Linked DNA regions of Homo sapiens: all the other regions are linked to region 3. The links are chromatin loops, found by intact Hi-C in ENCODE. Cell type or tissue: endothelial cell of umbilical vein. All regions are shown on one strand. Region 1 overlaps LOC107985978 (a long non-coding RNA gene). Region 2 has its middle 540 kb from the start of CPS1-IT1. Region 3 holds the start of CPS1-IT1 (CPS1 intronic transcript 1). Region 4 has its middle 30 kb from the start of ERBB4. Region 5 overlaps LOC107985978 (a long non-coding RNA gene).

Region 1 (5,000 bases), 480 kb before region 3:
TCAGCTTCTATACCAGCTCTTGTAGCTTCTCCTTGCCCTTTTATGTTATGGAGACATCTTTCCTTAAACCCTGAACCAAGCTCTGCCAGCTGCAAACTTTTCTTCTGTAGCTTCTTCACTTATCTCATCTTTCATAGAATTGAAGAGTCTTGCTGTGGATTAGGTTTTGGCTTACGTAAATGTTGTGGCTGGTTTGATCTTTTATCCAGACCACTAAAACTATCTCCACATCAGCAAAAAGGCTGTTTTGTTTTCTTATCATTCATGTGTTCACTGGAGTAATACTTTTAATTTTCTTCAAGAGCTTTTCCTTTGGATTCACAATTTGGCTATTTGGCACAAGCAGGCTAGCTTTCAGCCTATCTTGGCTTTCAACATGTCTTCCTCACAAGACTAATTATTTCTAGCTTTTGATTTAAAATGAGATACAAGTTACTTTTTTTTTTTCCTTGAACACTTAGAGGTCAGTAGGCTCATTAATTGGCCTAATTTCAATATTGTTGTGTCTCAGGGATTAGGGAGGCCCAAGAAGAGGAAGAGACATGAAGAAATGGCTGGTTGACGGAGCAATCACAACACCTACACCATTTATTAAGTTAGCTGTGTGGGCATGGTTCATGGCATCCCAAAACAATTACAATAGTAATTTCAAAGATCACTGGTCACAGATAACCATAACAGGTATAATGATCACAAAAGAGCTTGAAATATTGCAAAGATTACTAAAATATGACACAGATATACAAATTGGGCATATTATTGGAAAAATGGTGCTGATAGACTTGATTAACAAAGGGTTGCCACAAAACTTTGATCTGTGAAAAAAACTACAATTTCTGCAAAGCACAATACAGTGTAAAAACCCCGAGATGTGCCGTATTTAAAATCTCTCCATGAATAAAACACAAGACCCAGAGGATTACATACTGAGGTCATATCATTTTTGTCCCCATCAGAATTGCTTTCAGTGAATGTTACTTTGGCATAATGCTATTAACTTACATTGAGGAATATTATTAAAAACAGCCAGTGAACCAAGCTGTAGTATTTCCTCTAGCGGTGCCTTTCCAGATACTATTTGCTGCATTTTGTACAGTTACAACATGAGAGCACAAGAACTATATTTTTTTTCTGTAGACTCAGTACAGGAGTAATTGTAAGTCATTTTTATCTTGAGAATCCTCATATGTATGCAACTGACCATGTTTTCTTATTGCACAGACTTCCAGAAAGTTCTTAGTTGAGGTACATTATTTACATATTTACAGCATCAATTTTGTATAGTAACAATTCCCACCTCTATGCTATCTTTTTTGTTCCCATTTTTTCTATTTTATTCCAAGATTTTAAAAAGCAACGGAATTTTCTCTGCCGCAAGAAACTAAAAGCATTTCTGCTTTATGTACATACTGTACATTAAATTCAATAAAATTATCTAATACAAAGTTATTTTTTCCAGATCTTGGATTTATTTTTAATACCCACATTTACATATTTTAAATGGATTAAAGCAGGTGAATGTATTAATGATTAGAGATAATTATATTAATTTGGATTCTTAATTGTGATAGAAACTTAATCTAGCCAACTTTGAAAAGAAAGGTAAGAGTAGTAGCAGTTGACAATCACGTAATCTAAAGGAAGGTTGTTGTTATTTGAAAATTGACAAACTAAACCAGCAACGAAACAGGATCTACAATAGTGATTTTTATACCAAACAGTCTGCCATTGAATCACATGGTCTTCAAATTTGATTTCCATCCTTTGCTCAAATTTCAAAGCTCTAGAGGAACGCATTTGACTGGCCAATCTTGAGTCACCTGTTCACTCCTTAGCTGTACTAGGGTGGTGGACTGAAGTATTCTGCCACTTCAGCTTCAGTAGTAGGAGGCAAACCCTGGTTTCAACATTTCACTAAGACCGCACACAGAAAGAGAGTGGAAATCTTCTGGAAAGAAATGGATATGCTCATAAGAAGGAGGAATAGATGCTAGGAGGACTGAAAAAAAGAAGACAAATGTTCTTCCTCCCTTCCATCATGAGAGTCAGCAGCGGAGGTTGAAAGGACAAGAGCAAAAGAGAAAAGAATGCTATGTTCTCCTCTCTGCAAAACAGGGACTTTGTATACTGAAAAATTGTATTTATGGAAGCAGAGAGATGACGTGGGAAGAGCACGCAGCTTGGAGTCAGAAGCTATAGGTTTAAATTCTGGCTCTGCCTTTTATAAAATATGTGACTTGGAGGTAACTATTCTCTCTGACCCTTAGCTCCAAAATGTACAGAATGGAAACAATATTCACTTTACAGGCTTGTTGTAAGCATTCAATAAAATTATGTAAACAAAATAAACATAAGCTGCTTTCATTCCCTGCCACACATTTGACATTTATTTTTGCTCAAGATGGAAATTCATATATATATACACACACACACACACACACACACACACACACATACAGATTGTCCTTTGCTCATGAACTTTGAACTTACCAATGTTCACAAATAAGTGGCAGAATTAAAACCTGTGCAACCTGCCTATCACCAATAGAGGGCATTAGCAGTCACACCTGGTCACTTTTGATATTTGCTATTTCTAGTGTATAGTTTTATTCTTATTTTTGATATTTTACAAAAAGTATTAATTTCATTATGTACAATGAGTATAAAACTGTGAAGACCGAATTGTTGATACCTATAGAGTATGACAGGAAATCCTATCTCCATCTTTTCTTAGTTTAAATTCTCCAAAATTATCTGTAAATATAACAATATTTAGATAACACTTATACTTCTTCTAGCTTCCTACCTAAAAGTGGAGATTTTATTCTTTAAAACTGTTGGATCCCAGTTTCAGTGTCACCACTTCAGGGATTCGATATATGCTGGATTCTCTGTTGTCAATTTGTCCTGATTGCCAGCTTCTTCTTAGATATTTCTGCATATCAAGGAAGAAGCTGGGAACTACATTTTCCAGATTCCCCTTCTCCACCTGGTTTCAAGTTAGAGTCAGCTAATGAGAGACACTTGCATGAAATCTAGAAAGTGAAAGACAAGGATAGACCATTAATTCACAGAAACAGATTTGGACAGATATGTGTGCTGGTGTCAGAGGTAACGTTTGAAGCAAATTTCAGGTTAATTTCTTAAGAACTAGCTGCTTAGGTGCTGCAGGATAGGGTTGCTGGTAATAGCCTTCCTAATTTTTGTTCCCTGGGTGCTTCCAGTCATGGCATAATTCTTTATTTCTTCTAATTTTACATTCAAATATAAACCTGTATATTTGAAATACATGGAGGTTTTTCTTGATGCCTGACTGCAAAGAAAGTTTCCCATTCAATTAAATGGAGGAGCTGACTGTTGATCTGAGTCTGTTGTATAATTTCACAAGTGGAAAACCATACTAAACAAAAAAGAAACAAGCAAACAAAAATTGCTGCCAAACCTAACTATATCAACCTCTGCTCCAATTCTGTTTCTGATGTAGTAAGTCAGGGTGGGACCTAAGAATATGCATTTTACTCATCTCCCCCAGATGATTCTGCTGTAAGTGGCCTAAGATTACAACTGAAGCAAAAACAATGTAAGACTTTGGGCTCTATTAAAATTCAACTATTTCCATAATATTGTATGCATTTTCATTCATTTATTCCTACAAGTGACTGAAGTGGGTCCTTTGAACAGGTTAACAAGAGACTGCAAGGAGGAGGCACGTGTGCTGGGGAACCTTCATGGGAAGATACATTTTAAAAGAAGCTGAGAATTCCAAATACAGACTTGACTCTTTAATCATTCTTTTTCTGTGGCAAACTGGGAGGAAAAGAAGTTGGAAAACTAGTTGCAAGAAACATGAAACGAATATAAATAACAGCTTGGGAACTTCTAGAAGTCTTTGAATTAAACTCAGGGAAAGTAGATGCCTCAACCTACTGCCATATATCAGTGCCCATTGGTTCATTGGAAAGAGATACTTCCAATTACAAAAAATACTCTGGCGTGACAATCACAAAACCTTGATGGCATACAACAATAAATGTTAATTTTGGCTTATGGGTCCACACATGGGCTAGGAGGTTCTGCTGATTTAAGCAAAACTCAACTGATCTTGGCTGGCCAGGCTTAGACATCTGGGTCAGCTGGTGGATTGGCTCAGGGTTGGCTGGTCAAGGAGGATCTCAGCTCTCTGGGCTCTGCTCCTCACGGCTTCTCATCCTCTAGTACTCCAGCAGGGCTTATTTTCTTTGTTGAGGTGGGGATCTGAGGGAGAGTGGTAGTACATAGAAACTTCAGAGGGCTCTGATCAGAACTGGCACACCAGCATTTCCGTCACATTCTTTAAACCAAATCAAGTCACTAAACCAGCTCAGATTATAGGATGAGGAAATACCCTCCTTGTTGGGAGATGTTGCAAATACCTTACAAAAGGCATGGATACAGGGAAGAATTTGGGTTATTTTTGCAATCAATATACCGTAGTCCAGATGGGATCACATCCTGACAGGCGAAAGAATGTCTTGTCTATACTATTGTCCTTCTCTGCTTTTCATGTTACATTTCACTGCCAGTAATCTAGAAAAAATAAATTTTGCCAGGTGTGTGACCACAATTCAATGAAATGATTTTCCTGTTCAGATAATAAAGAGATGAGAGAGAGCTGTATAATGGCACTCCAAGTCCTCTGCAATATCTAGGGAAAGAAAAAGCATCATCACACTTCCCACATAGGTATAAGCGTCAAGTTGGCAATAGCTACAAATACTATCCTCTGCCAAAAATTCAAGTCAGTTTCCTGGTATCTGTAGTGTTCCTTATCAACACCTAACAGGAAAGAGAACAAGCTTTGTTTTGTTTTTCCCTAAGTTTCAACTTAAAAGGCAAACCTTATTGTCTCACATAAAATACAAGGGTAAAAAAAAAAAAAATAGGAAAGAAAAAGGAAAGAAGAGTAGGAGCGAACGCCTCCCCAGATTGATAAAAAGGAAACTTATGATTATGCCCAAGTT
Region 2 (5,000 bases), 540 kb before region 3:
AATCTAATAACTCAGCTTCTAAGTTTTTTTTTTTCTTGGAGAAACAATCAAGAATTTATTTAAAGCTGTGGATTTGTAGTTTTAATTATTGTAATAGTCTAACTGGAAAATAATCTAAATACATATATAAATAGAGTTATTAAATAAATTATAGTGTTTTATACAATGTAATGCTATGAAGTATATATCTGAAGATTATTTAAAGTCTTTGGATTATACTTACAATATATTGGTGACAAAAATAAAAATGTTTTCAAAAGGTCATATACGAGTTATACGTTATAAACGATGGCACAGAAACAGTCCTTAAGTCAAACTGTTATTGTGACACCAAGTTTTCTAAAAATTTTATGCAAAACGTTGGTGGCAAGCACTTTTCACAGAATGCTGACCTGAATCTGTTACACCACTTCCCATTTTTTTGTGACCTGGCCAATGCAATATTTGGTTTAGGGAGGCCCTTCTTGCTAAAGGACTATAATTCTTATTATCACCAATTTCTGATATTAGTATTATTTAGAATATGGCAGAATGGTATAGGCTCAGTTGCACGACGTCTTTTCATCACGAGGATTTATGCTTTTTCTAGAAGCTGCATTCAATCACTTTGGGGAAAAGGCTAATGATAAAAGTAGTCTTTGTTGATGCAGTTGGCAACTGAAAATAAAGGAAAGGGAGATACTGTGCATGGCTCAACATTAAAATGTTAGAAAGCATAAAATTAGTAATACCCTGACCCTAGTAATGAAGGATTTTGAAACAGTAGAAACGTGGCACTTTTATTAAAATTTCAAATATGCACACTCAACACTGAATAAATCAATGATGGTTTTTTCTAGTTTTCATAGCCTGAAGGCCAATGTTACCAACTATACAGGATTTGCTTTGATAGGGCAATAAACTAAGAATTCAAATTATATCAAATCCCCAATTAACCAGTGAGATTCAGATATGGGCTGTTCTAGTTATGATGATTCCACTATAGACTAAAACTCCAAATCAGGTAAATCTTCAAAATTGTTCCATGAAGCTGAAAAAAATTCTTCTCTGATATTAAAATTAGTGAATATGAAAGACGGCATTCATCATCTCAACAAACGGGGTTTGCTTAAAAGGTTTAGAATTGAGAGGCTACCAAGAGTAGGCTGTTTCTAAGTTCTAATCAAGAAAACCAGAGTTTCTCATAAATCAGGAAGGTGTACGCTTGTACATTATCTTAACTGTACATTTCTTTTGGCAGTCAAAGAACTTATTCCTACTCTTTCTTCAGATCAATTCAAATTCTTTATTCTCCAGAAATCTTTTTCCAAAGATCAGCTATTTTGGAGTTTTGCTTTCTTCTCTTTGATTTTACTATACCATTGTATATTAATGCCTATCTCAATTACGATTGGAAATTAGAAATGTTGCGTGCTTACTCTTCTTTTCCCTGAATGGCATATTTTTTGAAAGTCAGAACAGGTGTTTTTGTCTTGTCAAAGTCTATTATGGCTGGGAATATAAGTTTTTAAATGAAGCTTGAATGGGCCTACAGAGCACTCCAAAGCATAGTCAAATTGTTGAGAGTATATCCTGAAGCCAACGGTATCCCCCCACCCCGTGCTAAAGAAAAAGCTGAATAATTTCACATATATCACGTATATAAATATACAGTAACTTTAAGTAGTAAGAGAAGGAGAGAAGTTATCTGCATGGCTTTGTATTTTGTTGTTTTTAAAAAACAAATACAATACGAAAATATTTCTTTAGTTCAGAAAAGGGAAAAGATGGCTAACTTTAAAAACTATTATCAATTACTTGGGTGACAATATCTTTTAAGCAGGAAAAAGTAAGCTCAACTAGTTCTGAGTCATATATTGAAATATCTCTAAATATATGACCCTTTGTTCTAACCCAGTGCACACAGACTAACCTTCTAATCTCTTATTTGGTTGCCTTAGGTTGATTTGCTTAAGGAGGGAGAATCTGGGGAAATGGCAGGTGCTAGTTATCCAGTTAGATGTCTCTGTCATTGTGAGTATATAAATCAGCATTCTTGTTTATCTATCCCTTTCTTTTGTGATATTAGCCACTGAGAATCAGTTCTTCTGAGCAAAATCACATCTAAGAGGGCTGACAGCTTGAGGTCCTCAGGTTCCATACCTAAAGGCTGGAGATCAGATTGTAACAACACCATGTGTAAAGCCTTCCCTGAAGCAGCGGGCCAGCCAGGCATCCTTCATTTCTAGTAGTTCTTGATAGCAGAACTTTATAACTAATGTTCCAGTTTCCAATCAAAATGTATGCAACATAATTGCCCCCATCAAAATCTTTCTTTTTTCTTATGTCTACTGATGTTTATAAATTGCCCTCAATGGTGATTTCTGACATTATAATTATTGCAATGAGCATCCTTGAATATATGTTCCTAAATATACATGTAAGAGAACACGGACCAAGAAGTGGACTTTTTGGATGATAGGAGTGACATCCGAAAGGTTTAATAGCCTCCATGACAGAGGTACTGTCAATCAAAGTAGTTGCCGCCAGGGGGCGATAGAGAATGTACTGCTTCAGTATTAGCCTTAGAAGTGTGTGGTACCTTCACTAGAAATTACCAAGTCTTTGAAAGGAAGCTGTAACAATGTACTCTTTTCCACATGTTGGAACTTTAGGGGTTTAAATCTCCTTTGCATTTTGCTCATCCCAATACACAATATAATTTTTATTCAGGATCTTTATTTTTAAGATAGTTAAGAAATATACTTAATTTGTATTTTCTGATGAAGAAAATGGAATCACCAAGGCAAATGTTTGTTGTAACTTCCTGTTCTAGTAACTCTCCTTTGAAATAACAAAATGTGACCTTTATAACCAGTGACTCTTTAAGCAAAACTAAAATTTAGGTGAAAATATTAAGCTTATACTCTATGGTTACTATATATAATTTATTAACTATGATAAAATATAAACATAGTACTCTGTTTTTAAAATATATACATATAACTAGAGTGTAGTTCTAGAAGTAACTACCAATTTGTTCTTAATATTTTGATACAACTTAAGCAATGTGTATCTAGGTTAATATTTCTGTTTTAGTAGTCCTGGTCAAGATTATTGTCCTTTTATATTTTCAGTTTTTCTTAAACCTCAGTTCAGATGAGTCATCTCTGGGTCCTAAAGTTATTCCAAACAAGGGCATCATTTCCAAAGACTCAATGATACAGGGCTTAGATAAGTACAGAAGTTAAGAAACAGAGCCAGATCCCAAAGCCTAGAAAGTAGCCAGTTGATAAATTAGGTTAATAATATTGGGCATCAGATTCCACAAAAAAGGAAATGAAGGAAAAGAGTGAAGTACACATTGATTAAATGCAATTTGTCTAGAACAAATATTGAAATCATCCATTGTGACTTTTAGTTGGGCATGAAAGGTGGTGCTGGACACACTTCTCATGGATGTAGAGAAAGATACTCAGTGGCCTAAACTCAGAAGGACAAGTATTTCCACAATAATCAGTTGTTCATGAGAGCGGTGAGATTATTTGAAGTCATCCTTGCGTGCTTCCAGACATATGTTTATTGCAAATATAACAAACAAAATAGTGTCCCACACATGTAATCAAGGTATAATTTTTAAACTGCTACACACTATCTATTGTAATGTTTCATAACTAATATCTTTCAAACCCAAAATTTATGAAGAAACAGAAACACTACATTATTCAGGTTAAGAAATTATTATATGTTTCTTAGTAATCATATGTAAGACAATGATCAGAAACTTCCTAAAGGAGTTACATTGCAGCAATCCATATTAAAACTAATTCACCCAACTCTGGAATCGAATGCATGCTTGCTTACCTAAATATATTATTTCTAAAGGCATAATGGATTCAGTTATTCCTACTGAGTAATGCAGTTAAATTTTTATTAAGTTTACCATGTTATTAATTAGTGCTACTGGCATTCAAAAATGAGATTTTGATATAATCAGCAACTAAAAACAATTGCTTCTATGGAAAAAGAAACCCATGATATCATTACTATATCATTGCTACATTTTAGTGATGATTTCAACTGAAAACTTAAAAAGCAATACAAAATTACTGAGTGAGATATGGAATCACATATTGAGATAAATATTGATTCAAGTGCTTTATTTTGATAAAGGAAGACAAAGTTCTTGGGTAAAATATCATTAGCCTATATTATTTTGCTGGATTTCTAAAGAATACAAATATCACACATTGGACATTATCCTAGGTGAAAATAGAATACATATTCCACTTTGGGGGCAGGCCCTGCTTTTCTGACTACTAAATTGGGTTTGTAGGATGAATTAATTAGTAGAAGTAAGCCAGAAAGAAACAAACAAATTCTTAATTTCTGGCCGTCTTCTGGCAGAGATGTTAAAAATAATCAGGATTCGTTTCCTTTTTTTTGTTTGTTTTTTGAGACGGAGTCTCGCTCTGTTGACCAGACTGGAGTGCAGTGGCGCGATCTCGGCTCACTGCAAGCTCCGCCTTCTGGGTTCACGCCATTCTCCTGCCTCAGCCTCTTGAGTAGCTGGGACTACAGGCGCCTGCCACCATGCCTGGTTTTTTTTTTTTTTTTTTTTTTTTTTTTTTTTTTTTGTATTTTTAGTAGAGACAGGGTTTCACCATGTCAGCCATAGCCAGGATGCTCTCGATCTCCTGACCTCGTGATCTGCCGGCCTCTGCCTCCCAAAGTGCTGGGATTACAGGCGTGAGCCACGGCACCCGGCCCCATTTCTTAAATTACCTAAATAATCATGTTAATTCTTTATGTATTTGATGGAAACTCTTCCTGTTCTCACCTATGAACGATCAATGAACTATGAACTATAAATAAATTATGTTAGCACGTTTGATATATGCATAAGAATTAAGTTTTAATTCAGATATTATCAAATTATCATACCATCACTTAGCTTTTAATAACATAAGCCCAAATTCTTATAGTAATTCAAAACTAAATTTTAAATGATTACTAAACAA
Region 3 (5,000 bases):
TCAAAGCTAGGATGCTGAGTTGATTATTCTGATACCTGTTGATATAGTTTTTATGTTTGTCCCTGCCCAAATCTCAGATTGATATTTAATCCCCAGTGTTGGAGATGGGGACTGGTGGGAGGTGACTGGATAATGGGAGCAGATTTCTCATGAATGATGTAGCACCAACCCCCTGGTGCTCTCCTGGCAATAGTGAGTGAATTCTTGCATAATCTGGTTGTCTGAAAGTATGTGGCACCTCCCCCACCGACTCCCTCTCTCTGGCTGGCTCCTGCTTTTTCCATAGGACACGGCTGCTTTCCTTTTGCCTTCCGCCATGATTGTAAGATTTCTGAGGCCTCCCTAGAAGCCAAGCAGATGCTAGCACCACACTTCCTGTGAAGTTTACAGAACTGTGAGCCAATTAAACCTCTTCATAAACTACCCAGTCTCAGATATTTCTTCATAGCAATGCAAGAATGGCCTAATACACCTATCCCTCTTGTCTCATCACCCTGCAGAAAGATGAGACTTCATACGTAATCATGAACATGAAACATGTTTATCTCTCCCCTTCAAAGAGAAGGGTTTCTGATTATAATTTCTACTATCTCACAGGCATGGAAAACTCATCAGTTATTTCCATAATATCTACCTAGTTACAATCATTGTTTTGTTTTCCCCATCTCAGTCTGTGAATATTTATATATACTAAATATGTGAGTATATCTTTTTTAATAATTTCCATTGTATTTTATCTTAAAATATATTGTTTGAAGCTATTGCATAAATAAGCACATTTATTGTTTACATTTCAAACATAAACTATGTTCTTGTTTTTATATTTCTTTTTTTATATTATACTTTAAGTTCTGGGATACATGTACAGAACATGCAGGCTTGTTACATAGGTATACACGTGCCATGGTGATTTGTTGCACCCATCAACCCGTCATCTACATTAGGTATTTTTCCTAATGCTATCCCTCCCTTAGCCCCCCACCCCCCAACAGGCCCCGGTGTGTGATGTTCCCCTCCCTGTGTCCATGCGTGGGTATAGTCTATTTGGGACTCAAATTCTGAACTTCATTTCAGATGACTATATGTAAACACAAGTCAGAGACTGACCATCAATTTAATGATATGCTCATCCTCTGCTATTAAATGTGTTTATCGGACTTTAGAACTCGAGATTGATTAACAACTGTAGAGTAGGAATTTTTATTCATTAGCATAAGGGAAAGCTATTTATCTTTTAATAAGAATAGCATTTGCATCGTAGCTATCAATTGCTTCCTTTAAAAAATAGGTCTGATATTAAAATAAGTGATGCATCATAAAGGAAATTAAGAAATGATACATTGCAAAATATAAAAGCAAATAAAAATTGTGAGTCTGAAAATGAATCTTTAAATATTTAACTATCATATCTACATATCTAAAATCATAATATATAATACATATCTAAAATCATAAAGTAACCTTTATTACAACAAGTAGCATTTTTATTTTCAGGGGAAAAGAGGAAAAATTTTCTTGGGCCCTCACAATATGTCAGATGTCATTTATACTTATATAAATTAAGCTTCACAAAAAAACTAGAAGCAGAGATTAAGAGAAAGAACATGAATCTGGAGAAATGAAAGAGGTGATGTACGTCTGATTCTACAGTGGGGAGGACTGCGCACCAATCTCTGGCTCCATAGTCTGCTCCTTCCAATGCACAAGGGTGGAACCAGAAAACCCACGTCTAGCATTCTATATTTTTTCTCTTAATTTACTTCTCTTTTCCCAAGTGAGAGCCCCACTGCCTGTCTTCTCAAGGATCTCTATGAAAAGTACAAAGGGAGTGCGGTACATTGGCAGCAGAGATAGATGTTGAGGCAGGAGAATTTTGGAGTTCTCTGAACGCACACCAAATAAATCGCTAGCTCCTAGGCCTACAGCTAAAGACAGCCATTCTAACACAGAAGCAGTTGAGATCTTCAAAGTAAACCATAAATAAATACAAATGAAAAAGAACAACTAATCTTCTCAGCCTCTCTCCAAACTCGCAATATGTAAGTCAGCTATAGGTCATTAATAGGGAGCTCTTGTTACTGTTGGAGCAGTACGTACCTTGATGACTAAGCCTCCCTGGATATTGAGGGGCCGAGAAAAAGCAGAGGACTCAGACCCAGACTAATGGTGAGTATAATTAAAATAGGGCAAGGAAACTCAAGGCCTTACATACTTAACATTCATTCCATCAGCTGTCGTATTCTTTCAACTTCAGACCCCTATGTGCCACAAAATGATGGAGACAGGTAGCTTTAGTGGCCATCTATTCTTGTTATTTATCTAATACCGCTAAATAACAATCATTATCAAATTGCTATGCGTGCATCAATGACACTTCAAAAAGAAAGGAATTAAACCATAAAGTGACACTCAGATAATGAGTTCAGGGTTTAGGTTTGCTAACGCCGTGGATCATCTGTGAGTTCCACTTCAGGTTTACTTTAGCTTTTGCTATATAATAGACACTTCAACCTCCCTGGATCAAAAACAAATTTATACAGTAGAGATGATTTTAAGTGTAAGTTTTTGAAATTTTTGAAATGATATAAAGCTTTACATAAAGAGTTTTAAATGTAGATCATTATGAACAATAGAAAATATCCCTATTTACAAATATATTTATGCCAGAAAATGGAGATTGAAAATGTCAAATTGTCGGCAAATAAATGCAACAGAATGTGGAAGTCAGAAAAATATTATAAATGATCTGTAACAGTGTGTTGTTTTAATCCTCCAAGGACCTTTTTCACTATCAATATACCCTTATTTATGCTTAGTTAGAATCTCAACCTGCCTTCTGGTTGTAACGAAAACTATTCAATTAAAACATTGAATTTGTCCAAAAATCAGAACGTATGTCAAGTGGAAATTTAAATCACAATAACATCTGCTATTTTCCACCCCAGGTCTTTTCCACTGCTGTGACTGGCATACTATAAGTTTCTAGCACCCCCATGTGGCTTAATTGGAGTGGTTTCATAGGCATTTGAAATCAGTTGCCTGAAACTGAGAACAGTAGAACAGACTATAATTTTACACAGAAGTTCTGCTGGCATCATAAACCAAGAAAGGGAAACTTAAGTCAGCAAAATTATAAGATAAATGTATAGGTTCAATTCCTAAATTATTTGCTGTCTACTGTTCATTTTATGTGATCACTAGAAAGGATGATTTACAAGCAACTATAGCTGGTTTCATCTTTGTCAGATAGAATTCCTCAGTTTTCAAAACCAAGCATTTGACATGGGCAATAATTAAATAGATGAAAAAGAACCTAATTTTTCTCAAAAAGAAAAGCAAGTGTTTTATTACCTAGTTTGTACACATATTGATCAGGCAAATACAGTAACCCAAGTATATGTTGCAATTGCTAAATAGTTGAGCAATCCAGGTTTTGAGATTTTCCACTGTCCTCAAAGATATTTTAAGTGATTAAAGTATCTACATTTTGTCAAATCATTTGAGAACAATTTTTATACAAACAAAATTTTTCCTTCTCTAAACACATCCCTAGTTTGCAGGTAAGACGTCTTTCCAATAGTAGTGTATTTCAGAGTGCTTTCAGAGGGAAGAAGTTCAAGAGGACTATATTGTCTTTCTTAATCTGCTAATAAATGCTCCTCTTATTGAAGATAGATGTTTAAAACTGATCCATGCTTTCATCAGCCTAAGGTGCCCCAGCAGTTTCCCATGAAAAATTTAAAAGTAGATTTTAAGGACTACATTATCAAAATATTCTCAACATAAAATGAAGTTTAAAAATAATTGGCCATGATGGAGATAAAAATGTAAATTAGTCAGAGGTGAAGAGTCTGTTAAGAGAAACCTGAATGTGGCTTAATTGTATGCTGAACTGAATGTCCCAATTTAAAAACAGTAGAGCGCAAAAGGAATGCATTTTCTCCTCAATATACAGCAATGTATAGATTGATATTAAAAGGGGAAAACAGACTTCAGAATGTAGAGGAAAATTTATAGAAAACAAATATTCATTTAATTGATTAATAAAATTTAAATCTAGATAATACTTCATAATTAAATAATACACGTTCATCAATGTATACCAATTTTGTGCATTCAAAAGACCTTATTACTATGTCTGATGACAAGGGTGGGAATAGAAGATGATTAAAAAGATTAATGGATACATTTCTAAAGGTAAACATCTAAAAAAAAAAAAACCTGCCATTTGTCTTCTGGCTACGGGTACTATTTTCCAACAATGGCACTATCTACCTCATTGAATCACAATGTAGACCAAATGCTTAAGAGTAGGAAGAAGACTCTTTAAAAATTGCACTGAAGGTGTCTGGCATGAATGAGAGCAGCACTGCCTTACCTGTTGAGGCCTTTCAGTGTCTTTTCCATGTTTAAAATATCACGCATCTTATACAAAAACCACTTGTCAATGTATGTGAGCTTCTCAATCTCATCAAGGGACATGTTGTCATCAATGGCCTGCCAAGAGGAGAAGAGATACTTTCTTTGGCAAACATTTTTCTAAATGTCTTATTTGGTTTAAAATACATAGCAGTCATGCCTCTGTGTGTTATTTAGAGAGCCCGAGACTGTAGACTGAGTTACAAAACATGAAACTGACATCACTGACATTCCTTCCAATAAACATAAAGATGGTGCCAACTATATCCACAAATGGCATACAGAGTAGGTGCTTGCCTTGAGTGGTGTGTTCTCAGAAAAATCTCCTAACAGGTTTTGACTCGCTCCTCTTTATTTGATTGTGTTACCCATTATACCCTAAATTTGGTACATCTCTTTGGAATTAAAGAAAGTCTCTTGAAACTACAGTTAAGCCAAATTGGTAAGAAAATCTAGAATTAATATAATGATCTCTTAACTTGTAGTGTTGATAGTTATCTTGTAGGAGATAGCATATTTTTATCACCTCACTCCACATTCACACAAACATACAATAGTCAGTGAGAATTTATGGGTCGGAT
Region 4 (5,000 bases), 1.9 Mb before region 3:
TTAAGTCATCAATAGTAGTGAGATTTTATTTGGACAATAGAATTCCCAAATATTATCATCTTCTTTCTTACCATATTCATGACTTTCTATGAAAGAAACACAAATACTAATTTGAAGAAATATCATAAATGATTTTTACTAGATGCAAAAGATGTAGTGCAATATGGCGTATTCAGATGTGAGGAATAATGTTACCTAGAGGACCTCTTTCATAAAGATGATGCACGTATATTCTCATTCTTATTGATATTGAGTGTTTTAAGAAATCCCAAATCAATGAAAATGTGGTTTAAAAAAACATTCTTTTTCAAAAATAAAAATAATCTGAAGTCCTCAGAGAGTATTAATCTCAATTACATTTAGAAAATAAAAGAAATTTGTAAATCATAGAATCTTTGACTTGAAAGATACTTTAGAAATCAAAGTATCTTTACTTTGATTTAGAAATCAAAGTCCCACTATAAACCATTCTTTTGTTTTTGACTGCCCAACCTCCATTTTTCCCTTTGCTAATAATACTCTGGTTTTTGGGGAACTTTCCTGCTCCTCACTCTCAGTCCTTGTGATTTGGGTGGGACTGATTTCTGTAATCTCTTGGTCCGAATGGTTAATCAAAATATTTTTCCTTGCCATATAATTCATTCTGGTCACTATATATACCAAGACATGAAGATCCATTTCCGAACTGTTGCTGGGAAAATAAAGCTCTATCTCAACTGGAATGGCTGTTAAGTTTGGATGTTAAACTTATACTGTTGGTACCTATCTTGCCAACCTAAGTTTAAGAGAGTTTACCTGAATAAAATGTACACTTTTGATAGCAGAACCAAGAAGTGGAAAGAGACTAAGTCTGGATGAACTTGTCTGAGCCCCTTAATAGAGCTCGATGGGCTCTATTCATAAAATCTACTAAATCCAGGAATAAGTTCTACAATATTTATTCCTGTGAAATGACCATCTGATATCTAATTAAACAACTTACACTGCAGGAGTATCAAACCTCATAAACAAATCAATGTCTTTTCAACATCAACATGTTTTAGAAATTTTATTATATTGAACATAGATTTGCTTTCCTTTGTTTTCTCCTTCGATCCTAGGTCTGCCTTCTGGTGATAAGCAGGTAAGTCTAATTATCTCATTATCAAAAATATATGTATCTATCATCTAGGCTATCAAAGACATAGTGTTTACCCTCTACATCTTTTATTTTAAGGGAAACAGCTACAATTAAGGAGATTATAGATAAGTATGTATTCAAGTCTTTTATCACCAAAGAAAAGCCGTGATAGTAGTACTTTCTTGTCACAACAAACTTCACTAGTCATCATGTTAATAATCCAGTTTTAAAAAGAGAAAAAAATATATACTGCTAATTAGCTGGGGTTAAACAATGATTTTGTTGGTTGCTTGGGACCCAGCCATACAATTAAAATTGAGCACATGTGATTTCAAAGATGAACAATCTCACCTGCTCAATATTATCTATTTCTGTAAAGTCATGTCAATTACTGTCAGGGTTTAAGTGATTATCCCCTGAAGGATCTAGTTAAAATTAAATTATTTAATTTAAGGGAAATATATAATCTCCCACTAAATCATTAAATGCAATTAATTTGTCGTTAGGAGTAGGAGACAAAGTAATGGAAGACCAGGAAGTTTATAAGGAAATCGAGGTATGGAGTGTCCTTTCACACAAGAGATGATGCCATAAAGGGAGTTAGGTGGGTAATGATATGGGGCCCTCTGTGCAGATGTCAGGGTATGGGCTGGCGATGATAGCACTACTAAGACTATAAGCCGGATACTCATTTCTTTCTGGTAAAGGATCCATTGCTAAATCATAATGCCATGTTGAAGAAAAAGGATATTAAAACCAACAAGGAGAAGCAGATTGTGAAAGCTGAAAACTGGAAGGGTAGATAAAGACAGAACTGCCAGTGTGTTGATTTTATTTTTGTGTTTCGTTGTTAGTGGCATGGCTACAGGAGCACCTTATTAAGTGGAAATTAGCATGAAACCATTAAACTTTTAGAGTATACCTCAACTCCACTTTTATTCTCAGTAAATTTCCTGGCATATTTATTAATTCATCAGATATATCCAGTGTCCCTCTCTTGTGCCAAGTACAGTGCTAAGTGGTCAGGATATCATAGTGAACATAAGAGGTAGTTTCTGCCTTCACATGGTTAGTGGGTAAAACAGATATTAAGCAAATTATCACACCATAGAATTGCAAACTGTGACAAATACTGTGAAGGAAAAGGAATGATACTGTAAGAACTTACAAGGACACATGATGTAGTGGGGGGTATAGGACTGGATATTTGAGTTTAGGTTTAAATGGTTATCACAAAACTGTGGGCCTTGGGAATCCGAATGACTTCTGGTGCTCACTTCAGTGGCAACAGCAACATAGTATTTTATGTTTCTACTGAAGTTGAAACAATTTCATTGTCCCTTCGATTTCATTTGCTTTAACAAATCATGGCTGACTGCCAACATCATATGCAGACCATTACTATTTGAAAAATGGATGGTATACAGGCACAAATCTAAAAACAGACACATGGGTTGGGTGTGATGGCTCAGGCCTGTAATCCCAACCCTTTGAGAGGCTGAGGTGGGTGGATCACTTGAGACCAGGAGTTCAGGACCAGCCTGGCCAACATGGTGAAACCCCGTCTCTACTAAAAATACAAAAAAAAAAAAAAAAAAAAATTAGCCAGAGGTAGTGGCGCATGCCTGTAATCCCAGCTTCTCGGGAGGCTGAGGCAGGAGAATTGCTTGAAACCAGAAGGTTGCTGTGAGTCGAGATCATGCCACCACACTCCAACCTGTGTGACAGAGTGAGACTCTGTCTCAAAAATAAAAAAAAGAAAAAAGATAAACATAAAAAACAGACACAACAATACATTCAAATTCTTGCTATTGAATTGTTCTATTTAAAATTTTATGGTTATTTCTCCCTTTTGTGCAATTATTTTGGTATATTGTATGTCCACTAGGGGGCAGTGCTACCCTTTCTTGGAAAGGAATTAGCTTTGGCAAGCCCAGAGCTTTCACGCTAGATGTTGGGGGCTGGGAAGAAGGAAGAGCTTTCTCCAGTTTGGAAATGAAAGACAAAAAATAGAGACTTTTAAGACAAAAGAAAATGTGATTGTATATCATTTCAAAAGCCAGCTTCAGAAAAAGATTTATTAACTGTTTGTTTTTAATCACTGTTAGTAGAACAGCTACACAGAAATACAAATGAAGAATACCCAATGAAGGAGTTATTCTTGACTCTGTGCCACACTATAAGTTTAATTTAAAATCTGTATTGTTTTTAATCTGTGTCTCTAAAAAATATTTCAAGACCTATTTTCCTCATACAAACCTACAGATATTGAATTTACTTATTGTAAATTGTATAATAAATTTGTATAAAGGACTTTGTAAACATTAATGTAAATTATCACTCATCAAAGAACAGTAATATTTGTGAACTAATTTTATTACACAGACTATTTTCATTAATTTAAAATAATACTGTAGGAAATATAGGTTGATTTTTATAAAGTATAAACAAGAAGAAATGACTACAAATTCTGCTGTGTGAACAATTAATAAATATAATACTTGGCTCTTAGCCTTAATAATTATGCACTCATCTAAGCAAAAACATCATTTGGTAAATTATATAAGCACTTTTATTTTATTTTCCTGATGTGTTCTGCTACATATAATTGTGTCTTAGCTGATCAGCTTAACATATGAAGTTGCAAAAATATTTCTTATGGTAGGTAAAAGAATGAAAATATACCTTTCCTGCATTTCTGATTCAAGTCTTATCACAGCGATTGACATGAGATTTGTTGGTGTTGCACTTCCTTTACCTATATTATTATTATATTTTCATAGCACTTGAGCATTTGCAAAAGAAAGCGCAATTATTTTATAGTTGATTTTAGATTTCTTTTGATCATGAAAATTTAGAATAAGATTTATTTAGGCCACGGGAATTATCTGGTAAACAACATACCTGAAAACAATGTGTAGTTAATTTAAACTAATTGCTTTTGATTATGTGTTTGGTAAATGCCATATTGTCCACCAATGAGGTTAATATTCTCTTGGTTTCTTCCCTTAGATAAAATGTAGGTTTTACTTTTCTTGTGATGGTTGTTAGACTGACCTTGAATACAGCAATAGTTACTCTAAGTTCAATTCTTTAGTATCTCCATATGGGAAACTTCCAGTAAAAATACTTGCATAGATCTTTATGTATTAATGCTGCTTAAAATAAACTGAAAGTAGAAATGACAAAGTGCTTAAATTATTGCAGGAGCAGGAATAAGTACCATATGCTGGTGATAAAACATACAGAAGTTGTTGCTGCCCTTCCACCATGGCTCTATTTTTCTTTTCACGTTGACCTTCTGATTATAGCCACGAGAGATCAAAACATATAATTTAAAATTACCTTCAGTTGATTTGATCAATAAAATGTATTTAACTATATAACATTGGCATACTCTGGAATGTCTGGCATTCTGATGGCAAATTATTTACTTCTATAAATGTTTATAGTGAGAAGTATTGTGAACTACGGTAATGTCTGCCTCTTGCTATTACAGACATATACACACTGCTGAAAATACCTTCAATTTTCTGAGGCTCTAAAGGAACATCCAGCATTCTCTCTCTTCTCTGAAGTTGAAGCATGTTCCTATTAGTAAAAGGCTAAATGAATATGTAGTAAAAATAAAGTATATAAAAGATGAACTTGTCCATCATATTTGAAAAGCTCAGGGAAATAAAGGGTGGGTGACTGAGACTGGATTTTCAATTTCTTTTGTAAAAGGAACTGGCTCCCTAGAAGGCTGAGGTTTAAGAAAAAAAACAAGATAGCTTTTAGTGTTAGAGACTTAAAACAAAAACACAAGGCAGCTGGCATAAGAAAAATTAGCTGCCCTGAGGATGTGTGAATTGAAATGAGATTATGAAGCTCACTTATA
Region 5 (5,000 bases), 420 kb before region 3:
GGTGCCTGTTCATTCTGATGGTAGTTTCTTTTGCCATGCAGAAACTCTTTAGTTTAATTGGATCCCATTTGTCTATATTGGATTTTGTTGCCATTGCTTTTGGTGTTTTAGTCATAAAGTCTTTGCCCATGCCTACGTCCTGAATGGTATTGCCTAGGTTTTCCCTATTAAATAGGGAATTCTTTCCCCATTTCTTGTTTTTGTCAGGTTTATCAAAGATCAGATGGTTGTAGATGTGTGGTGTTATTTCTGAGGCTCTGTTCTGTTCCATTGGTCTATATATCTGTTTTGGTACCAGTACCATGGGCCTCTTATAAGGGCCTCTTTTAAAAAAAATCATCTAATTCATCATTTTACCAGAGTCTAGGGCTTATTCCTCAGTTTTAAACTGTAATCTTGTTAGTTCCCATCATTTGTGGGTACATTTTCTAGATATGCCAAAATATTAGTAAGGGAATCCTTGCAGTTTAAGTCTTGATTGGGCTACGGTAGTTCTTCTAAGTGGGACTATATGTTCAATAAGGAAGCATTTGATCAGAGATTCCCCTTTGCTGTTGCCTCTTTCCTCAGTTTCCAGCTTCACTATCCTTATATAGAGTATCCACCCAGAAAAAGGGTACTGGGCAACTTCTCTGAAGAAAACTGCAGCTTTATATGGACACCCCATTTCCACAGTATGTATTAGCCCGATCCTCTAATGCCTCCTTTCAACCCATAGTAGAACAGAATAGGTAGTTTTTTCATACTACCTTTCATATTGAAGAGTAATATCTGGGTTTGATTCCTTGTTCTGTTATTTACTAGCTGAGTGAACTTGAAATTATTTGTGACTCCTTTACAATTTTAGTTTACACATCAATAAAATGGGGATGACAATGTCTACTTTGCCAGGCTGTTGAGAGTATTAAATAAAAGAAAACCACACATGCCTCCTATAGTGCCTGACATAGATGACACCCCTAACAGATAGCACACGTTCATATCACTGTTGATTATACATCTTCCAAATCATCTCTCTTATCAGAAACTTGGCCATAGACTCCCAGTATTAGTCTCCAGAAAAAATAAGCTAAACCATTCTATTATTACAATAAGTAAAATACACATAAATAAGGTATAAACAAAATTTTGAGCTTTCAGTAATGTATCTTTGAGTCAAAATTGTTTAATTTTTAACGAAGGTTTCAAATACTCAAATTTTATACCAATGTAAACATTTCAAATTCAATAACTAGTCACATCAAGTAAACCTTACTCACTTCTATAACATGCTACTGATATTATACCAAATTTTACAAAGAAAAAGTAAAACATACACTTCTTATTTTGATGGCAGAGTGTATTTTTGCCAGAAACTTGTATTGATTTGGAAACAGCATGAGATCCTAAATAGAAAAATGTAGCTTCAAATAGAAAGGTACAAGTTAGAGAATTTGGAACTGAGTCATTTTTGAGATTTTAAAAGGTGCTTTTAAACAATGTATTTTAATCATACGAAATGATTCTCCTAAGATTTAAATATAGGAAATTTGGAACTTCTAGTTAAATATATGCATGCAAGTGACTACTGAGTTATTCCAATTCCATTGTGTGAATTGAATAGATAATATACACTTGAATAGATCATAATACTCTATGCAAGTTCACCAGAAACTAAATCAAGTACCAGACGAAGCACTTCAAGCATTTCTTAAAAATAAAGAATATTGGAAATAAACCACAGGGACAAGAAAAGAAAGGATAAAACACATTTACTCCTTAAAGATATAAGTGGAAGGTTTTTTGTATGTGAGTAGTACAAACAACTTGGGTTTCCAGATTTTCACAGGAAAAGAAAAATATTACCCACAAACAAGACAACTTGAGAGAAAAGCATCAACGCTTATATTTTTCTTTTAGATATTGCATAATAGTTAGCGTATTTCTGAGGAAATGGGATTTTGTTTCTTGTTTTATCTTGTACAATTTCCTTACTTGAAAAAGCCTTCAAAAATCTTTTCATTTTAACTACTTACAAAAATTACAATCACCTATAATCTTTGCCCCTGTTCTTCTCATAAGGTTAAGTTCAGTTCAAACTATTTATATAAGCCAAGTCAGTATTTCATTGTCCAGCTTTTGCCTATAAAATCGACCTGTGTGAGTCCCTTTTGTAATGCATGTCAGAAGAAAAATACTATGCCCAAGTTGTTACTTTCAATAAGCACACTGTTTAAAAAACATCTTCATTTTGCTTTGCAAAACTTCAGTTTGTATTTAAGGTATTTCTATTTGAAGGAAGAATTACCATATTAACATGTACTTATTTGAGCCTAAAACTCCCTTGAGTATTGTCTATCCCTCTACCCTCCACATCTTGGTAAAGCCATTGCCTGGACTGTGCAATGGACACCAAGAGGATTGATTGCCGTAGATGTTGCCTACTCCCTTCTCTTTCTACCCTTACCCCCAAGCCCTCCCTCACCCCCACCCACTGCTGCCAGATTTTTTTTTTTTTTTTTTGAGATGGAGTTTTGCCATTGCCCAGGATGAAGTGCAGTGGCACCATCTCGGCTCACTGCAACCTTTGTCTCCCAGGTTCAAGCGATTCTCCTGCCTCACCCTCCCGAATAGCTGGGATTACAGGCCCGCTACCAAAATTACCAATTACCTGGCTAATTTTGTATTTTTAGTGGGGATGGGGTTTCACCATTTTGACCAGGCCGGTCTCAAACTCCTGATCTCAAATAATCCAACTGCCTCAGCCTCCCAAAGTGCTGGGATCACAGGCATTTGCCACTGCACTTGGCCAATCTTGAACCCAGTTCAAACCTTCTCATTGCTGTGGAGTTTTAAGACTCCTGATTCTTTTACCTCCCCTGCTGACACACACACATACACACACACTGCCTAAAGGATGGAGTAAAAACTTCTTAGCATGGCACAAAATGTACTTTTCGCCACATTTCCTATCACTACCTCAGAGACAAGTCTACGCTCAAACTGATCTGCTTATTCTTCCCCAAATACAGCTGGCATTTTCGTATCATGTCTTTATCTGTTTACATTTCCTGAAAGGTCCTTTTTAATTTATGCATAGCTTTCTCTCTGAAAGTTTCACAACCACCAGGAGGCAGTATAGTGTGCCCTTTCCTATCATCTCTAATTGCATTTGCTGATACATGATTGCATTGGTCATAGATGTTTTTATATCAAAACATTTGTTGCATCTCCCTGATGAGATGGTTCTGGAAAGACTTCCTATTCTAGTGATGACAGGTTGGGCCATGAGATCTGCTTCATCTAACAAAATGAAACTGGCATGGGCACTTAACACTTCCAATCAGAAGATCTGGCAGAAGGCAAAGGTATTTTTCTAGTTCTCAATTTCCCCATCAGTAACATAGGACAAATAATAAAATAAAACTGAAGGGCTTGACATAGTTCTTAGAATGTTGTAGATGCTTAGTAAGCTTTTAAGTATTTTGTTAACTTGTAAGAATAATCATTTTCCAAGTTTATTAGAACACAAAAGAATAAGAGCATTATATTCAAAGATTAAGTAGAGTAATAATTCTGTGTGACTATTATTTTCAAAGCAAATTTAGTGCTTCTAATAATTTTTAGTTAGGTGATCTCATCAGACTTTATAGGAAAATTGGCAGGAAGAATAGTGGACTGGATCTCTAATAAAATAAATTCTGTAAAATAGCAGCACAGAAAAATTGAATTCTTCCCTAACACTGCACTTGTATTCTATATGTGAGGATATATGAGATGGGCCATCCTTGAGAGACAACACAATCTGGTTGGCATTTACCTTTACATTAGTTAGTGATATTCATTCACTAAATGCTAACTTTTAAGGTTGAAAAAGGAGACCAAGCCAAGTTGATCAGCTCTGAAATCCACTATTCAAAATAATTTTCAGCTTTAAGACTGGCAGTGTGTTCACATAATGATTTCATGTGCATTCAACATCTTCCAGAGAGCATGCATTATCTAATCTTCGTAGAGCCAAACAATGATGAAAAGGAGATAAAAAAACATAAACTTCTTTGGCTCTATAATAGAATTCATCACCTGAACCAAGGTCATGCTAAGCAAGAACAATCCTTGTCCAGAAAACAATAAAGCCAACTTATGAAAAATGTTCTTGAGTTCCAGCATACGATGAACTGTAAATCACTATTTATGAAGTATCCAATTTACACTGGTATTCTATATGATGGTCATAGTCAATAATAAATAAAATAGTTTGAGAAAACTCATTTAAGTTTTTAGCACTAAGACACATAATTCCTATTTTAAAATGGAAGAGTCATTGATGGAGTTTTTATATATGTAACTCATTTACAAGATGCATATACATATTTTTGTTTTGTCATATAATAAATTGAAATTTCATGCCATCAAACGTGTTTAGAACTGATTGGAACCTGGATTCAAAAATTTTGGGTGAAATTAGTTTTTCTCCAAATAGAATGAAAATGCTTACTGGTTATAACAATAAATTTACTGAAAAATCTATTAATCTATACTCCAAATTCAATAGAGCATACTGCAATTACAAAAATATTCCCTTTCATTCTTCCTATATACAGAACCAACAAATAGTATTTTATTTGTGCATATTTTTTATCTTCACTGTTCTTGACTGAAAGACTAAGGACAAGGATTAATGCAGAAGTATTTCTGTTATCTTGAAAGGATATGGGTGGAAAAATTAAGCGATCTGAGCCGAATAGTTTAGGAGAGAAAATGAGATTGTGGTGGTTGTGTCTGTGACAAGAGAACCCTCTTAATGATAATACTCTGAGATTTACTTAGAGAATGCCACTAGAATAGGATTACCCTGGATGGGATAACACACATTACATCATTAGCATTCACTCTCTGCCCTCTGGTGGTAGATATTACCAGCTGACTAGGATGGGATTAAGGTTCTAAATCAATCAGCAATATTGATGATGTATAATGTTTCTGTCACAGTGTTTATTAAAATGAATGTATATCAATAT

What was found. A loop is a pair of places that touch in the nucleus more often than their neighbours do. Peaks named below come from ENCODE experiments on the same cell type or tissue, not always from the same donor. Only the 100,000 strongest peaks of a DNase experiment are listed, where the experiment ranks them.
Region 1: it touches region 3 in a loop (4-fold over the local background); 6 of 110 quality-filtered maps call a loop at or near these places.
Region 2: a loop joins it to region 3, with 11 times the contacts of the local background. A loop is called at or near these places in 33 of 110 quality-filtered maps.
Region 4: a loop joins it to region 3, with 11 times the contacts of the local background. A loop is called at or near these places in 8 of 110 quality-filtered maps.
Region 5: a loop joins it to region 3, with 19 times the contacts of the local background. A loop is called at or near these places in 30 of 110 quality-filtered maps.

The regions. Positions count from the first base shown.
Region 1 is chr2:211,091,443-211,096,442 of GRCh38, reverse strand. All of the region lies in intron 3 of LOC107985978 (a long non-coding RNA gene), which reads right to left. Among named protein-coding and RNA genes, the nearest start is that of CPS1-IT1, 480 kb to the right of the region's middle. In endothelial cell of umbilical vein, a CTCF peak has its summit at 2,542 (motif pointing right); no DNase peak of the experiment used is centred here.
Region 2 is chr2:211,155,574-211,160,573 of GRCh38, reverse strand. No RefSeq gene overlaps it. Among named protein-coding and RNA genes, the nearest start is that of CPS1-IT1, 540 kb to the right of the region's middle. In endothelial cell of umbilical vein, a CTCF peak has its summit at 2,517 (motif pointing right); a DNase peak (open chromatin) is centred at 2,533.
Region 3 is chr2:210,615,920-210,620,919 of GRCh38, reverse strand. It overlaps CPS1 (carbamoyl-phosphate synthase 1), which reads right to left. Exons shown (of 38, transcript NM_001875.5): 21 at 4,379-4,497. It overlaps CPS1-IT1 (CPS1 intronic transcript 1), which reads right to left and starts at 3,349. Exons shown (of 1, transcript NR_002763.2): 1 at 1,044-3,349. In endothelial cell of umbilical vein, a CTCF peak has its summit at 2,990 (motif pointing left); no DNase peak of the experiment used is centred here.
Region 4 is chr2:212,565,814-212,570,813 of GRCh38, reverse strand. No RefSeq gene overlaps it. Among named protein-coding and RNA genes, the nearest start is that of ERBB4, 30 kb to the right of the region's middle. In endothelial cell of umbilical vein, a CTCF peak has its summit at 2,984 (motif pointing right); a DNase peak (open chromatin) is centred at 3,043.
Region 5 is chr2:211,033,849-211,038,848 of GRCh38, reverse strand. All of the region lies in intron 2 of LOC107985978 (a long non-coding RNA gene), which reads right to left. Among named protein-coding and RNA genes, the nearest start is that of CPS1-IT1, 420 kb to the right of the region's middle. In endothelial cell of umbilical vein, a CTCF peak has its summit at 3,102 (motif pointing right); a DNase peak (open chromatin) is centred at 3,118.